2 separate regions of the Homo sapiens genome follow, and region 1 is linked to region 2. A link is an interaction called in ENCODE POLR2A ChIA-PET data of the cell type or tissue named here. Cell type or tissue: PC-9. All regions are shown on one strand.

The links. Peaks named below come from ENCODE experiments on the same cell type or tissue, not always from the same donor. Only the 100,000 strongest peaks of a DNase experiment are listed, where the experiment ranks them.
Region 1: POLR2A ChIA-PET joins it to region 2 with 5 read pairs; 3 of 35 experiments call an interaction of 5 or more read pairs at or near these places.

The regions. Positions count from the first base shown.
Region 1 is chr2:200,786,407-200,788,906 of GRCh38, forward strand. The region is part of intron 3 of BZW1-AS1 (BZW1 antisense RNA 1); the gene reads right to left. It also overlaps the pseudogene AOX3P-AOX2P and the pseudogene AOX2P. Among named protein-coding and RNA genes, the nearest start is that of BZW1, 24 kb to the right of the region's middle. RefSeq lists an enhancer at 903-1,419. In PC-9, no CTCF peak of the experiment used is centred here; DNase peaks (open chromatin) are centred at 185, 655, 1,145 and 2,125; H3K4me3 peaks cover 1,855 bases; H3K27ac peaks cover 2,500 bases.
Region 2 is chr2:200,629,439-200,631,938 of GRCh38, forward strand. All of the region lies in intron 20 of AOX1 (aldehyde oxidase 1), which reads left to right. Among named protein-coding and RNA genes, the nearest start is that of AOX1, 45 kb to the left of the region's middle. In PC-9, no CTCF peak of the experiment used is centred here; no DNase peak of the experiment used is centred here.

The DNA.
Region 1 (2,500 bases), 160 kb after region 2:
GGGAGTCAGAGTGTCTGTATACTAGAGCATGAGTATTGAAAAGTTCAAGACCTCCTCTTTTAATAACCTCCTTATAGCCATAAGGTAAATAACAGCCCGACTAGATCTATTTCTTAAATAGAAATGATGGTAAAACACTCAGTACTTTTCCCTCGGAATTAAATAAAATAATGCATGTAAAAATACTGTGTAAATATGAGTCACTCTGTAAATATTAGTGTTAAGGTCATCACCAAAAACCCATAAACTGTTAATGACCTTCTTCAAAATATGCCTCTCCCAAAAGGCTTGAAAAGTGTTTCCACATTAAATCAAGTTGACCTGCTGAGGCCAGAATAAACAACAACTCTTCTAACTAGCAGCTTCATTTTCATGGGTAAATTAGCTTCAAAAAAGGCAGGCATTGGTAAGAAGCCTAAGGCATGTTTGTTACCAAAAAAATCATACTGTATGAATGAGCATTTACTATGTCAAAAGGTTTTTTTTTTTTTTTTAACATGTTTGGGTTTGTTTAACCTTAATCACAGCCTAATGCTGGCTGCCATTTTTGCATGGCTGTTTCTCAGGTGGTTAATTTCTGGTGAGGACAGTGTTGCTGGTTTCTACTCTGAGCCCAGCAGGTCAGTCCGGCTCAACTAGGCGTGGCCAGAAACATCATCTCTATGTAATTTCCTTTTCGGTGATGGGAGAAAGAAAAATATGTATTTCCTGGAAAATGTGTTTTGTACAGTCATCTTAAATTCCACAAGGGGAAAAAAGTAAACTTCCTTTAAAGATATACATATTTAACACTTTCATATGAGGACTTCTCCTTAGAAACAGTGATTTCATTTAAAAAAAATATATATTTAGGATTCAGAGACATGAAGGGTTCCATACCCTCAAAAATTAGAAAAATACTGCCTTGGAGAATGTGGAATAGGCAGACATTTTTTACATGTTATCTTAATATCACCAACAGCAAAACGTTATTTATTGAGTAATCACCAAATGTGGTCTATGTGGGCTGCCATAGTGGGAGGCCATGTAGAGCCAATTAACAGCTTCAGTTTCCATCTCCTGGAAGTTAAAATCAGACACCTCAGCTTGGAAACAGGTTTATAAGCAGGTTTCAGCTTACCCCACTTCTGAAGGGGCAGCCTGGAACACGCTGACTCATAAGAAATCTTTGCAATCATAACAAATGGCTCATGTCCTGCGTTAGGCTGACGCATGATCTTATCGTACCCTAGTGGGAAAAGTCCTTCATTCTTAGATCAGTCCTCAGTTCCAAATGGCCATGCCTGTCCTTCATAGAATCTGCTATTCTATGAGACTGACCAATGGCTAGTTTCTAACGGCCTTCACCTTCTTCCTACGCCGCAAACCCTAATACAGTCTCCATCCACGGACTCCCCTCCTTTACAGCACTGCGTCTCTCACATCCCCACGTCTCATTTTCCCTCCCTGCTTCTTTTGCATTTCTAGATGCCCAGACTCAGTGAGAACTGGCAGCATTAAAAGCGCCACCTGTTTAGTTCAGTATCTGGAGCCCTTCCTCCCTGCTGAAGGAGGAGAGGCACGTGAACATTTTGCATGCTGCCAGACGCCTGGTTTACCCACTCCTCTCGGGCAGTTCACTCCCAAACACTAGCCGTTCAAGATGAAGCCTGCTCAACCCCATACTCTATACACAGCCCTGGATTTCTCTGAGCTGGGGGAGACATCTACCAGCCCTACAAGACTGTATTCTATTTCTTGGGGCTCATTTACCACAACATGTGAAAACATGAAATCTCCAGCCTGTTCAGCTATAATCTCAGCTACAGATAATTGGTAGGGCCTTAGACCAGCACGGACATGCTTCGGTCACCTGGATTCCTTGAGATGGAACACAGAGCAGACTGCACGGCTCAGGACAGACTGAGAGTAGAGTCTCCCATGGTGTCTTCCTCAGAATGCTCAACCTATTGACCTGTTCCCATGAGACACATACACATACATGCATGCATGTACTCACACAGACACGCATGTACGCACACAGACACACATGCACACGCACACTCAGACAGGCATGTACTCATTCTTAACCACATTCTTCTAGCCTCTCATGCTGTCTTGGAAGAGGTTTTATTGGCTGTGAAACTGATTCCACATTGAATATGTTTGTCCCAGGATGCAGGAACTGAATCATTTCCCTGCAATGCTTGGTGACATTTCACAGAGTAGCCATTCTTACTCCTGAAGGGAGAGTCTCTGATACTGTTATTGAATGTATATTTTTGTATCTAAAAACTCTCCTATGTGATCTCTTCCTCCTTAGGTTTGTAGGAGCAGAGGAAAGGGAGAGATAGGGAGAACACCTAAAAGGGAAGAGGCAAAAGCTGGAGGCATTCCTCAGTTTAAGGGAGGAAATAAGAGATGCAGAATATAAAACAGGAGAAAAGAGAGCCATCTCATCCTGCCAAGGAGAAGAGTTACAATGAACTATTTTAGCTTAGTGCTTGAGACAGGCCCTGAG
Region 2 (2,500 bases):
GAGATACGTTGGCAGGTGTTCATTTATCAAACCCAGTGTTTCCAAGATTTTCTCCTTATAGGAATCACTGAGGATATTTATGAGACCTAGAGATCCCTGTGCCCTTTTTTAGAATTGTAGAGGATCCAAAACAGCCCAGGAACTGGTCTTAACAAGTTTTCCAGGTAATTCTTAGGGCTAGTAAAATGTGGAAAATACTGGAAAAGTGAGTTTGATTTATGGGAATGAAGAGAAAAAGAGGGTACATTTCTATCATAGAGCGTTCCCGGCATGAGCATGTTGGAAATATCAATATTTAGGGGGGTTCCTTGTTTCATGTTTGTTTCCTGACATAATGAGTATTTGTGCAAGAATTCCATTGTTGTATTTTTCCTTGACATCTTCTTTAATTATCTAATTCAATTAGGTGATTGATTTAGTCTGCCTCTTACTTGAATTTTTGTTATTGCTGCATACCCCATTGATAAGTATAAAAATGATACGGGAATATTAAAAAGGACATTTATACTACTTTTCAGTATAAACGCCAGCTGCAGTAGCTCACGTCTATAATCCCAGCACTTTGGGAGGCCAAGGCAGGACATTTGAGGCCAGGAGTTTGACACCAACCTGGTCAACGTAGCAAGATACCTTCTATTAAAAAAGAAAAAGGAAGCCGGGCATGGTGGCTCATGCCTGTAATCCCAGCACTTTGTGAGGCTGAAGCAGGCAGATTGCTTGAGGCCAGGAGTTTGAGACCAGCCCGGTCAATGTAGCAAGACTCCTTCTATTTAAAAAAAAAAAAAAAAAAAAAAAAAAAGGAAGCTGGGCACGGTGGCTCTTGCCTGTAATCCCAGAATTTTGTGAGGCTGAAGCAGGCAGATAGCTTCAGGCCAGGAGTTTGAGTCCAGCCTGGGCAATATGGCAAAACCCTGTCTCCAATAAAAATACAAAAATTAGCCAGGTGTGGTGACAAACACCTGTAATCCCAGCTACTCGGAAGGCTGAGGCACCAGAATGGCTTGAACCCGGTAGGCGGAGATTGCAGTGAGACAAGATCAGGCCACTGTACTCCAGCCTGAGCAACAGTGAGACTGTCAAAAAAAAAAGATGGATGGATGGAAGGAAGGGAGGAAGGAAGGAAGGAAGGAAGGAAGGAAGGAAGGAAGGAAGGAAGGAAGGAGGGGAAGAAAAGAAAAGGAAAGACAAGGGAAGGGAAAGACAAGGGAAGGCAAAAGAAAACCAATTTTCATCCTCTTGACTCACAAGTTTGAGTCTAGCTTTTCCCTTTGTCTGCTATCGTCTTTTGGATTATGAGTTTCTCCTAATATCTCATGATATTTCAATGCGAGGTAATTGCAATTAATTATCATAGCAACACTTTATCTGTCTTCTAAGAAAATAAGTGTCCCACACTGGGGCCTGTAGGAGTGGGGGTAAGGGGAGGGAGAGCATCAGGAAGAATAGCTAATGCATGCTAGGTTTAATACCTAAGTGATGGGTTCATCTGTGCAGTAAACCACCATGGCACACGTTTACCTATGAAGCAAACCTGCACATCCTGCACATGTACCCCAGAACTTAAAAGTTGAAGGAAAAAAAGAAAGAAGATAGGTGTTCCAAGAAAAAAAATATTTAAAAGATAAAATATGTGGAGCATTACATCAGGTCTTAGAATGCGTTCTTGGAGGGAGAACTATTATTGTTTGCACTTATCTGCTGCGAAGATATATTTCAACTCTATCTAATCCCGGTGTCACAGCACCAGAGGATGCTAAAGATTACCATTTTCAAATGAGCCAGCTGAGGCTAGAGAGGCTACCTGATTGACCAGGATGAAATCTAAGAGTTTTCCCAACTCCAAAGTTAGTATTCTTTCCTCTACATTATCCTGCTTCTCATTTATCTCATTAAAATTCTGTTAGCTGGGATGTGCTTTATACTGGAGAGCACAGAGAACAATCTGTATAAAAGGATTTGCAAGAGACCCAGGGAGCCCTGAAACTGAGATGATTTTCCCCACAACCTATCCTGCTGGGCATGGTACAGATAGACACATTCACATCTTAGCAGATTTGGGACTTTAAGGGCCTCTTATTAAAATGTAAATATGCCTGGAGGAATCACTCCTAAACCCATACTGGGATAACATTTTATCTCAGGGATTAGTTGATCAAATTGGTTTCCAACCTAGAGAGTTGACAGCAATACCCTAAGGTGAAGAGGGGGCACTACGGGTGGGGGCTGTCAGGGTAGGCAGTGCAATATAACAGGTTTCTAAAACTTTCCCTTCTTTACAGATTTAAACAGGAACAGCTCTGTCTAATTTTTTTAGCTCTGAATATTTTAAATAAAGTGACTACTTAACAAAATAAATTCTGAGTGGATAGGCAGAATCAATAATACTGCAAGCTTGAATGTAAGCCTAGTGACAATGACATGGGTCTTTAGACTATTTGATAAGAGCTTAAATTGAAGTTAAGATCTGAGCTTGTGAAATTTTAATGTTTATATATTATAA